Regions from separate parts of the Homo sapiens genome. Here region 2 is linked to region 1. A link is a contact called in ENCODE Hi-C or POLR2A ChIA-PET data. All regions are on one chromosome and are shown on one strand. The core of a region is the stretch at or near the end of the contact, and the rest is flanking DNA. Distances in the headings are between cores, read along the strand shown. Region 1 holds the start of FXR1 (FMR1 autosomal homolog 1). Region 2 holds the start of LAMP3 (lysosomal associated membrane protein 3).

Region 1 (5,893 bases), core at 1,751-4,250:
GGGGTAAGAGGAGGGGAAAAAAGGGAAATTCAGATCACCTGTACATTGAAAAACCACCAAAAAAAACCAAAGAAATACACTAAAATGTTAACAGCTCTCATCTCAAGGCAACTTCTAGTTTTTGCTGAGTTCCAAAATTACCTCAGTGACCATGTATTATCTTCTAAATTGGAAAAAAACTAATTAAAATTAAATTGCTTCTACGCTAAATGGAAGCCGGACTCAAAACACTACACAATATAGTGTACGATTCTATATACGTAACGTTCTGAATAAGAAAAACTATGGGGACAGAAAACACTCTAGAAGCTGGGGTTGAGGAATGGTTGACTGAAAAGGGCATGACGGAAATTTGGGGGCTATGAATCTTGATAAATGCTGACACCACCACAGTTAAAGTGACAGTTAATCTTGATAATTGTCAGCATTTATCAAGATTCATAACCGTACACCAAAAAAGGCTTATTTTACTGTATGTAAATTAACATTAACTTTTACATTCTAATGAATAAAAAGCAATAAACTTCTGTGCAATAAGCCAATGGTTTTCAAGTCAGCAGTTTAATAGGATAAAAATATACTGGGGATCACAGAACTACTTCAAGCCCCTCATGTTAGACAGAGAGATTTGTTCAGGGGTCCATTGTTAGATAATGGTAAGGTGAAGTACAGACCTAGAATTCTCATCTGTTTACTTCAAATCCAGGACTCTTTTCCACTCCGCCATTCTCATTCTTCCAGAGTTCTGAAGACCACAGTTTCCACAAAGTGCATATGCAAGTGGATTATGGCTGGACATAAAATTCCAAATGTTCAAGCGTACATGATTTCAGTGCACACACAGGTGGCTAGTGTCCTTTCCAACCTTTGTCAAAGTACCAACTCACTTTGTGAGGCAAAATGAGTAATGGAGTCAAAGTCTAAGTAGAAACAAGCAGTAGATTGTAGATATGTATAGAGATCAATTATAAATACTTCAGAGTTCCAAAATGGGGACATTTGATTCATTGTGAATTGACTGGAAAAAAAAAATACCGTGAGAAACCAAAGTAAGACTGCAAACAATCTTTACTAAAATTACCTTCACCTTATTAAAAAAAGGAAAAAATATCTTGCATAGCAGGCTATTGACAAATATACTTTGCTAAAAATAGTTGTCTACCACATGCATGATGCAGAACCATGAAATAAAGCAAAATAATCACTTTATTTTTTCCAATATGCAAGAAAAAATGCATACCTCCCTTATACAAGAACTACAGGGCCAAATAGTGAGAATTTAAAACTTTTCGGGAAAGGGGTGGGGGGTGATGCAAAACGACTTATCTACAATTGATAGGAAAAACATAGATAAGTCTATTCTTTTCGCCGTCTTACCCAGCGAACTGTATCTGCAGTAGTCCAGGGAAAGCAACCACCAGGTTTCAATAACAACAAAAGTCAATTAACTATGTACTCAAATTTCACCTAGGTCATTGGTCTGACATCAAGTCTTAAACCGAGAACGTCAATGTTAACTACTCACGCATTAACATAAAGTCTCATTTCCAACAGGCACTGTTCCTACTTTAAGTTTACCACCTAAGGAGATTTAAACTTGCAAAAAGCTTAGGGGGATCCTTTATACGCTGTGATTCCCCATTATGCTGGTACCACGTGACAGTTAAACCAAATCCACAGAGCTAATCAGTAAACTAAGAAAAGAAAATCAAAATGCTGAAAATAGAAAATCGTGGCCAAATAAAATAAAAACCCATAGGATAAAAGGTACGCTGAAATGAAAACCTGTGAGAATTCACTTTGCATACGCACAATACTCATGTATTAGAAGAAGGCCCTTCATAAAAATAGCCAAGACTCTCAAACATTTGAGATGCTGGCTTAGTGAGATTGACTGACAGACAACAGCTGGGGAGATTCTGTATTGATCTTCTAACAACCTGGCGTATTTCGGGAAAATAAGGAGAAAAGAACGCTATAGTGGCAAAAAATAAACTATTAGGATTTCATTTTCAGATATGTGAACGCTGAATGCCCCACCAAATTCCTCTACTCTATTCCTCTTACGTTTTTCAGCCCCGATTCCATAGTAATGGATGTCCTTCCTCCCAAGCAAACAAACAAAAAACCTCGTGGGAGAAAAAACAAAACAAAACAAAACCTCCCTCCAAAAACAGGGGCAGTGATATAAAGAAATTAGTCACCTCTCCACCTATCTCCCTGATCCATTTCGCATTTTAAATCTTACTTTAAAGCTCACAACTCTCCTTTTCTTCCGTAATAGAGGGGCTAAGGCGCCGCCCAATTTCCCAGGCCGCAAAAATATTCCAACCCGCCACAATTCAAGGTTTTCTGCTTTTCTGTATTTGATCCTAACCCTCAATCCGGTACCCCCATTCTCCTCAGACACTAAAGATTTGTTGGCCCAAAACTCAAATACAAGGGTGAATTCCAAAGATTCCGCGATACACCCGCCCCAAGGGGTGGGGAGGGGTCGGAGGAGCGGGCTGAGGAGCTCCCGCCCGGCCCAGTTCGAGGGGCGGGGGAGCGGGTGAGACCACACAATCCCACCGCCTCCTTTCACGACTCCCCCACCTCCCAGAGCTCGGGCCTGCTCCGAAGGAGCTCCCGCCGCCCAGCAGCCACTCAGTTGCTTCCCACCGGCCCGCCAAGAACCGCACTAGCAACCAAGAGGGTTCATAACTAGGAAAATGCAAGAGGTGTCCGACGTGTTGTTTCAAAACATAACGGAGCCCCGGCCCCCGAGACCGTTAAACCGCGGGTGGAGGGGGGAGAAGCAAGGAATCCAGCGGCCTCGAGCTTTGGCCTGGCTGCCTTTCCGACCCCAAACCTCACTCTCTGGGACCACCAACCCTCCCTCAAACGCGCTCCAGCACCCAGAACACTCGACAAAGTGGCAAAACGGTCAGTACCTTGTAGAAAGCCCCGTTAGAGCCGCGAACCTCCACCGTCAGCTCCGCCATGTTGGAACCGCAAAGGCCGCTGGGAAGAGATTCTAGAAACTTTCCAACCAGAGGGGAGGAGGGGGGAGGGGCGAGAAGGAGGCGGGGAAAGGGGAGGGGAAAACAGGGCTGGGATTGGGATCCCCCGCCCTTCACCCCTGGGGTCTCAACGTGCCGCCCCGACTCTCCAGGTGGGATCCCTGCGCACCCTGCATCACCGGCTTTGGGCTCCGCCTGCCGCCGTCTACGTCGGATTTGCCTCCAGACACAATCGCCCGACCTTTGTTGACCCGCCCCTAGGTCTCCGCCCCACAGTGCCCGCAGTTCGCACCGCGGCGGCCGAGTAGTGCCTCCAGCTGCCACAGAATGAACTGCCCAGGCACAGCCTGCCCGGCGCATCGGCATTCCCCTGAGCTCCGGCATCCTGACCTTAAACTTCTGGAAGTGCTGGCTGCCCTGGAATGGCTTTCTCACCCACTTTTTGGGCTCCAGTTGCCCTGGGGAAGAGGGATGCCTACAAAATAGACATACTGTTGTGCCCCAAGTTATTTCGCCCCGCTCTTTTTTTAAAAAAAGTTGGGCCTTCTCTTCACTCAAATTCCACAGTTCCACACCCCCTCAAACAATTTGGCCTAGCCCTCTCCCCACCTGTTACCACTTTAGCTCTTTAAAAGTCAAACTGAGTATTTTCAGGGCAAGTAATTGTGTTCACACCCTAGAACAGAGTTTAGGTGAATTCGCCTTATTAAAAGTAGTCAGACAAACTTAATAGAGCAGGAGACCACGTTTTCCTCTGTTAAATGCATGCAAATTTCCGCAAATAGGATCAAAGCAGAACCATCTCCAGTTTTGTAAGCATAACAAATACTTTGGGTATGGATTTTAACAACTTAATACTGAAGCTCCTTCCCTAAGCAAGGGCTTTGGAAAATAATACTATAAGTGCTCCTTGTTATACTTACATTATTACCGTTTTCGCAGAAAAACTTAAGAAAGGATACTTTGCTAACATTCTATACTTCCCATGAAACGCCCACTGACCCAGTTTTTCAGATTCTAAAAAAATAAAATGTACACAACATTTTATGAGCACGTCTGCATCTCTGAAGATTCTGGGAAAAAATGAGGGCTGTGAAAGTGCTCACTGTTGTTATGTACAGGATATTCTATTTATTTATTTATTTAGAGACAGGGTCTCACTCTGTTACCCAAGATGGAGTGCAGTGGCGTGATTACGTGGCAGCCTGGACTTCCCAGGCTCAGGTGATGCTGCCACCTCAGCCTCCCGAGTAGCTAGGACTACAATATTTATTTTATTTTATTTTATTTTATTTATTATTATTTTTTTAGACAATCTCGCTCTATCGCCCAGGCTGGAGTGCAGTGATGAGATCTCAGCTCACTGCAACCTCCGCCTGCTGGTTCAAGTGATTCTCCTGCCTCAGCCTCCGGAGTAGTTGGGATTACAGGCGCGCACCACCACACCCAGATAATCTTTTTGTGTTTTTAGTAGAGATGGGGTTTCACCATGTTGGCCAGGCTGGTCTGGAACTCCTGACCTCATGATCTGCCTGCCTCGGGATTGCAGGCATGAGCCACCGTGCCCAGCCTATGTATTCACTCCCGGCCTATTTTTTTTTTTTTTTTTAAGACAGGATCTCTATCGCCAAGGCTGAAGTGCAGTGGCACAATCATAGCTCACTGTAACCTTGAACTCTTGGCCATCCCACACTGGGCTGGGATGTTCTTTTTAAAGTGTTGATCATCATGAGAAAAATGTAAACAACTAAATGCCCATCAATGAGTAATAGCCACCATTTATTAAGGGCACCTTATGCTAACACTCTATATTGTATCTCATTGTGATCCTTCAGAATTATAATGTCCCATTTGCTTTCTTAAAAAGTTTTCTTTAGATATAATTCTCCCATTTATAATGTACAATTCAGTAGTTTTTAGTATATTCACAGATTTGTGCAACCATCACCACAGTCAATTTTAGAACATTTTCATCACTGCAAAAATAACCCCATACCTGTTAGCGTTCACTCTAGATTTAACCCCAGCTCCCCAGGCCCTAGGAAATCACTATCCTGTTTTCTACCTATATAGATTGGCCTAGTCTAGATATTTAATATAAATGAAATCGCGGAATATGTGTTGTTTTATGACTGGCTTTCTTTTTTCTTTTTCCTTTTTTTTTTTTTTTGAGACAGAGTCTCACTCTGTTGCCCAGGCTGGAGTGCAGTGGCTTGATCTCCACTCACCACAACCTCCACCTCCTGGACTAAAGTGATTCTCCCGCCTCAACCCCCTGCCCCACAAGTAGCTGGGAGTACAGACACCACCCACCACGCCCGCCTAGCCTAATCTTTGTATTTTTTGTAGAGATGGGGTTTCACCATGTTGCCCAGGCTGGTCTCGAACTCCTAAGCTCAAGTTATCCACTGCCTCCGCCTCAGCCTCCCAGAGTGCTAGGATTACAAATGTAAGCCACTGCACCTGGCCTATGATTGGCTTCTTTCATTTAGTATAATGTATTATAGTTTCATCCATGTTGTAGAATGTATTACTACTCATTCCTTTTTGTCAAATATACTGTTGTATGGATATACCACATCATTTTATTTATTAATTCATCAATTGATAGAAGTTTGCTTTGTTTCTACTTTTTGGCTGTTAGGAATAATGCTGCTATGAAAATTGCTGTATATGTTTTGGTATAGACAGATGTATGTTTTTGTTTCTCTTGGGTATATAGCTAGAAATGGAATTGCTGACTCGTGATAACTCCATGTTTAAACCTTTTGAGGAATTGCCAGACTTTTCCAAAGTGGCTGCATTATTTGCATTCCCACCAACAGTGTATGAGGGTCCCAGTGTGCTTTTCTTTATGGGTTCCCCTCTCCTTTCCTGTCCTCCCCTCCCCT
Region 2 (6,683 bases), core at 533-3,032, 2.3 Mb before region 1:
CAGCGAGACCTCCTCTCTACATAAAATAAAATAAAATAGCTGGGCGTGGTGGCACGCGCCTTTGGTCCCAGCTACTCAGGAGGCTAAGGTGGGAGACTCACTTGAGGCCAGGAGGTCGAAGTTGCAGTGAGCCGAGATCACGCCACTGCACTCCAGCCTGGGTGATAGAGCGAGACCCTGACTCCAAAAAAAAAAAAAAAACGATATTGTGTGTTTTTTGTTCCAGGATTTTCTGGTCTGTAAAACCACCTGGGGCCAGGCACAGTGGCTCACGCTTGTAATCCCAGATCTTTGGAAGGCCGAGGCGGGCGGATCACCTGGGGTCAGGAGTTTGAGACCAGCTTGGCCAACACGGTGAAACCTGGTCTCTACTAAAAATACAAAAAATTAGCCGGACGTGGTGGCGCACATCTGTAATCCCAGCTACTGTGGAGGCTGAGGCAGGAGAATCGCCTGAACCCAAGTTTGCAGTGAGCCGAGATCACGCCATTGCCCTCCAGCCTGGGCGACAGAGTGAGACCCTGTCTCAAAAACAAAAACAAAAACAAACAAACAAAAACAAAGAAAGAAAAAGAAAAAAGAAAATAAAAAAACACACTGGGAGTGGGCATTATTATGTCCGTTTTACAGCTGAAGAATCCAAGGCTCCTAGAGGTTCCCCGACGCCGCACGCCGGGGAGTCGGCAGCGCGAGCTCCCAGCCAGACCTAGCGCCTCTGGGCTGTGCTCCTGTTGCTTCCCGCAAACCGCGGTCCTGGCGAGGCCTGGGCGTGGAGCGCGGCTGCCGCAGACTCCCTGGGAAGACATGGAGTCAGGGTGCTTAGGGGTTTTTAGGCTCCTGCTCGCCTAGTGGCTGGCTTTCTCCCGGCTGAGAAGCGTCTCTGGGTTCCCAGAAAGGTACCCGAGCTGTTAGAAAAGAGGAGACCCTGGGCCGGGCGCAGTGGCTCACGCCTGTAATCCCAACACTTTGGGAGGCCGAGGCGGGCGGATCACAAGGTCAGGAGATCGAGACCAGCCTGGCCAACAGGGTGAAACCCCGTCTCTACTAAAATACAAAAATTAGCTGGGCGTGGTGGCGGGCGCCTGTAACCCCAGCTACTCGGGAGGCTGCGGCAGGAGAATCGCTTGAACCAGGGCAGTGAGCCGAGATCCCGCCACTGCACTCCAGCCTGGCGACAGAGCGAGACTTTGTCTCAAAAAACAAAACAAAACAAAACAAAACAAAAGAAATAAAAAGAAAAGAAATAAAAGAGGAGACCCTGGCCGGGCTCGGTGGCTCACGTCTATAATCCCAGCACTTTGGGAGGTCGAGGCGGGCGAATCACGAGGTCAGGAGCTCGAGACCAGCCTGGCCAATATGGTGACACCCCGTCTCTACTAAAAATACAAAAATTAGCCGGGTGTGGTGGTGCATGCCTGTAATCCCAGCTACTCGGGAGGCTGAGGCAGAAGAATCGCTTGAACCCGGGAGGCAGAGGTTGTAGTGAGCCGAGATCGCGCCACTGCACTCCACCCTGGGCGACAGAGCGAGACTTCGTCTCAAAAAGAAAAGAAAAAGAAAGGAGGAGACCCAGGGTATGAGCGGAGGAGGCCGGCGCTGCCGGGACCACGCGCGTGCGGTAAACGGTCCCAGAGGCCCGGGCCCCGGCGGCTGCGCCGAGTCCCCGCCCCTCCCTGCTCCGTAGGGGTAGGAGGGGGCCGGCGGAGTTTCCCTCCCCGCCCAGCGGCCCTGGGCGGGCTTTTCGGCTGCTTCTCATAAGCAGGTGGTTTCGTTTCTCCGGCACAGGTAGGTTTCTCTGGCACCGATTCGGGGCCTGCCCGGACTTCGCCGCACGCTGCAGAACCTCGCCCAGCGCCCACCATGCCCCGGCAGCTCAGCGCGGCGGCCGCGCTCTTCGCGTCCCTGGCCGGTGAGTGGCCCTCAGCGCTTCCCGCGGTGGCCCTGACGTGTCGGTCCCCTTTCATCTAAACGCACTCTGGAGTCCCGGGCGCCACAGGACGGGCTGCGGGTAGGGAGGTGTGGCGCGTCCAAGGGCTTCCCAGCTGGAACTTGTTTTCCGTGAGTTACTCAGAGCAGGTGTCAACCCCAAAGACAGTGACACTGTCCCTCGCTTCCAAAAGGGTTCTGGACACCTTCTCAGGGAGAGTTTGTAGAGGTCACTCGGATTTAAGAGATGGAGACCTGAGCTAGGGTTTAGGAATGGGAGTCTTGGCTTTGTTATCCGGGAAAAGCGCTCCTGTCTTGCTTTTCCTTGCATCAGATGTGGTCTGACAGATTGTGCCATTTCAGAAAGGTGTAGGAAGAGTGTCAAAGACTTTTTTTTTTTTAAATGATCATTGTACTTCCCATCCCAGATGCCGTCTGGGACGCTGAGTTTATGATTATTTTATGATCCGACCCTCCGCTTTCTCCAGAGCTTTTCCCCCTAGACATTGAGTCCTCGGGTGCTGTGGTGTTGTCCCTGTGATGAAGTTTCCTGGTTACTCGAACGTCATGAGAGAACTGTCTCCGTCCCTACCGCCCGGCTAACATGCTCAAGCAGGGGGCGCGGTGGCCCTTGCTTGTAACATGAATGCTAGGAATGTTAGGGAAGAGGTGAGAAGGGTCGTGCCAGCTGCCCTTGCCTAGGCAGTTCTCCCCTGCGCCACACTTTCACACTTACAGTTTCAGGTTCTTTTAGGGGACAGAAGAGGAAGTCATCATCACGCTCCACAGGGCAAGCTATTAAAAAAGCAAAACAATCTCAGCCTAGCGGTAACCCACAGTGACCTGTATGTGAGCGCTCCTTGAATGGATGGATAGGCTCAGAAACACAATGGTATTGACAGGCCAGGCGTGGTGGCTCACACCTGCAATCCCAGCACTTTGGGAGGCTGAGGCCGGCGGATCACTTGAGGTCAGGAGTTCGAGACTAGCCTGGCCACCGGTGAAACCCCGCCTCTACTAAAAATACAGAAATTAGCCGGGCATGGTTGTGGGCGCCTGTAATCCCAGGTACTCGGGAGACTGAGGCAGGAGAATCACTTGAACCCAAGAGGCGGAGGTTGCAGTAAGCCAAGATCATGCCACTGCACTCCAACCTAGGTAACAGTGAGACTCTGTCTCAAAAAAAATAAATAAATAAAAATAAAAATACAGTGAGTATTGACAAATGCAAGGGCAAGTGGAGAGAAAATGCCCACATTACCGGTTCCTTTCTGAGCTACAAATTCTCAGAGGTGAGCTAGGTGAAGGATGCATCAGAGGTTTCTTCCTCAGAGGTGGAGGCCTTTGAGGGGTGGCACGGAACTGGATTCAAACCCTTGCCCTGACCCTTCCCAGCAGGGAGGCCTTGTTCACATCACCCAACCTTTCGGGTGCTCAGTTCCCTCACTGAAAAATGGGGAGAATAATATCCTCTGCTAGGAGTACTGGGGAAACAAATGAGGTAGCACCTGGACAGCAATTACTGCAGTGATTTTGCTCAGTGATGTTAACTCGTATCTCCTGTTTGTCCCTCCAGTCCCTCTCCCATTCACCTCACAACCTGACCTTGAGCCCCTTCTTCACTCAGTACAGGGCTCATCAGCACATGGTAATTAACAATGATGGACATGGCTTCCTGGCACTCTCTGCATGCCAGGCACTGTTCGCAGTGCTTTAATCCACAAAACAGCTTTGTAAGTACTGCTATTGTCTCCGTTTTACTTGCGAGGAAATAGAAGCACAAAGAGGTTAAATAACTTGCCCCTGATCACATAGCTAGCTGGTGACAGAGTCGAGCTTTGAACCAGAGTCTGTGCCCATAGCAGCTAACCTATGTGCTTTACTCATACATCTACTTACCTATAACTTATTTAGTCTCATAAGAACCCTGAAAAGTAGGTGCTATTCTTATCCCTATTTTACAGATGGCGGTACTGAGGCAGAGGCAGGTTAAGGAATTGTTCATGGTCTCCCAGTTAGTGAGTAGCATTCCTGAGACTGGCATTCAAGACATCTGGCCTTGGCTGGGCACAGTGACTCACACCTGTAATCCCAGCACTTTGGGATCCTGAGGTGGAAGGTCGCTTGAGGCCAGGAGTTTGAGACCAGCCTGGACAACATAGTGGACTGTGTCTCAAACAAAACAAAACAAAAACGAAGTCTGGCCTTGGGGTTCAGGCTCTACGCTACTGTGCTACATGATCCTGCATGCATAGGCTCAAGAAATCCTTGTTGAATTGGAAATGAGCAAAAATCATCAGAAAGTTTTGCTAGGAGAGACGGAGCTTTTGGGTAAACTCTCTGAGTAATCTTTACCCAGTCAACTTGCTTCCCTGATCTCAAATTTTTCCTCCAGAAAATGAGGGGATTTAAGTTCACGTCAGTTAAGTTTAGGTTCAGTTACACGTAAGACACAAGCCAAAATAACAGTAGATTAAACAAGATAGTTGCTTGTTACTCTTTCATGTGAAAACATGTCCAGAGAAATTCAGGTCAGTTCTAGTGTGGGAGTGCTTCACTGGAGATCCGTCATTAGGATCCGACATATAGGTATGTGACTTCTACCCTCAAGGCCTCCTCACGGTTCCACATGTTGGCTGGAGCTCCAGCCATCACATACAAGTTGCAGGTTGGTCAAAGGAGGAAAAACAGAAGGGCTGTAGAAAGGCAGTCCACACAGGTGATTGAGCTGCCTTCACCCAGCCTTCCCAGAAGGCCCACATGATCTTAACACTTCCCTTCTTTTGCTAAAACTCAGTCATATGCTCCCACCCAGCTAGAAAGGAGGTTTAGACATAGAACTCTTTATTCCAGGCAACAAGTGCTCAGCTGAAACTTGAGGTACTGTTAGAAAGAAGGGGAGACTGGGTTTTGGAATAGTCAGCCAGCAGTCTGTCACAGGGATAGTGGCCCTTCTGCTCTAGGATTTCCTTGACTCTCTCTGCTGCACCCTGCTGGGGCTGCTTCTGCTGCCCCTAGAGGTGCCAGAAAACATGCTGGGGGCTAAACTGTGATTCCCTGAACCTGGACATGGCCGTGGGGCTCCAATGACTCCCTGACTGTGCTCCTCAGAGCTCTGCAGACAGTGTGTAGTCTCCAAGGCCTGCCAGGCCTGCTCCCTGCTGGTCTCCCCTCCTCACCCCTCCCTTCCCATACCGTCCCTGTGTTCCCGTCATGCTGACCCCTTGCTGTTCTCCAGACATACAAGACTTCTGAAGCCTCTGCGCCCTTACACATTCTCTTCCTCCTGTCTGGAAACCATCTCCTCCTTTGTCTGCCTGAAGAATTTATCCTTGTGTTGGATTCCCACCCTACCCACACTCTCATAGTATCTGGGGATTTGATAAAGACACTTGTCAGTCGGGCACAGTGGCCAATGCCTGTAATCCCAGCACTTTGGGAGTCTGAGGTAGGCAGATCACTTAATCCTAGGAGTTTGAAACCAGACTGGGCAACATGGTGAGACTGTACAAAAAATGCAAAAATTAGCTTGACATGGTGGCACATGCCTGTAGTCGCAGCTACTGGAAAGGCTGAGGTGGGAGGATCGCTTGAACCCAGGAAGCTGAGGCTACAGTGAGCCCTGAGCATGCCACTGCACTCCATCCTGGGTGACAGAGTGAGACCCTGTCTCAAGGAGAAAAAAAAAACAAAAACAAAGACAAAAAAAAACACTTGTCACACTGAGAAGTGTGGTTTACTCATGTGTCTGCCTCACAGGGCCCCTGAGAACAAAGACCTACCCCCAGTGCCTGGTACAGAGCCTGCCTGAGAGGAGACCCGTACATACTGTTGAGTGGTGTGGCAGGGAAACCAACCAAAGGCTGTCTGGGAAGGGACTGGCTGTCAGGAAAATACCTAGAAACAATCCCTTGTGAGATCACTGACTTTCTCAGGGGACTGGGCAATGACTCATCTCACACCCACTGGTTGTAGGGGAACCAAAACCTTCTAACGCCTCTTCATGCAAATTTCCATCTAGTGGAGTCCAAGCAATGGATCAAGGCCCTGGGGTGCTTGTTTGCCAAGTCTCCTGAATTTTGGAGAGGGGAGGCTGGGGTGGGGTGGGGTGGGGGTGGGCAGATGAGTGTGTGAACACCAGCACTATGTTCTGTGTATAGAGGGAGGGTCCAGACAAAGTCTGGGCTATGCCTGCCCTTGCTTCTGCCCACTGCCCTCTTTCTAGGCCTCAGACAAACCTGTGACCTTGACTAAACCTCTATAGGGCCAAACATCCCATTTAAAAACTGTGACCCAATTTCGACAGAAATCAGTCATATATGTGTGGTCGTATACATAGACCATGTGTGTGGTCATATACATTATAGAGTAGCTCTCATGGTCTTTCTGAGCTACTTTACAATGCAGAGATACCTACCCCAGTTGAATCACCTGCCTATCTTTTATACCCCACACAGGGAGAAGAGGAGAGTGGGAAGGGCCAGAGGAGGGAAGGAGAAGGGGTGAGAACTATACTTCTCTGACAGGTTCAATCTCCAACACCCATGAACTTGGCACTTTTGGTTGAGCCATTTGCCAGCCCAGCCTTCTGTCTACCACCCAGAGACACACCTACACCTACACACCGTATCAAGACATCTCAACTGCCATCACCTCTAGCCACCCCACCAAGGCTTCCTACATAGGAAGCACACCTTGACCGGGTACCACATATCTTCTTGGCTTGTTTAGGATGCCGTTCATTTGTGAACAATTAA

What was found. A loop is a pair of places that touch in the nucleus more often than their neighbours do. ChIA-PET counts read pairs that join two places held with the same protein, here RNA polymerase II (POLR2A). Pooled maps may share reads with other maps.
Region 2: a loop to region 1 is called in a pooled map, with 7 times the contacts of the local background. The contact joins the promoter of LAMP3 here to the promoter of FXR1 in region 1. A Hi-C loop is called at or near these places in 1 of 37 single-sample maps with no recorded cell type and 4 of 50 pooled maps. POLR2A ChIA-PET finds 5 or more read pairs at or near these places in 1 of 52 experiments (WTC11).

The regions. Positions count from the first base shown.
Region 1 is chr3:180,909,777-180,915,669 of GRCh38, reverse strand. It overlaps FXR1 (FMR1 autosomal homolog 1), which reads right to left and starts at 3,000. Exons shown (of 17, transcript NM_005087.4): 1 at 2,934-3,000. The coding sequence starts at 2,984. RefSeq lists enhancers at 2,729-2,818, 3,389-3,538, 3,354-4,009 and silencers at 2,969-3,068, 3,075-3,369.
Region 2 is chr3:183,157,833-183,164,515 of GRCh38, reverse strand. LAMP3 (lysosomal associated membrane protein 3) reads left to right here and starts at 1,782. Exons shown (of 6, transcript NM_014398.4): 1 at 1,782-1,909. The coding sequence starts at 1,861. RefSeq lists a silencer at 1,572-1,781 and enhancers at 2,394-2,603, 4,516-5,015, 5,716-6,005.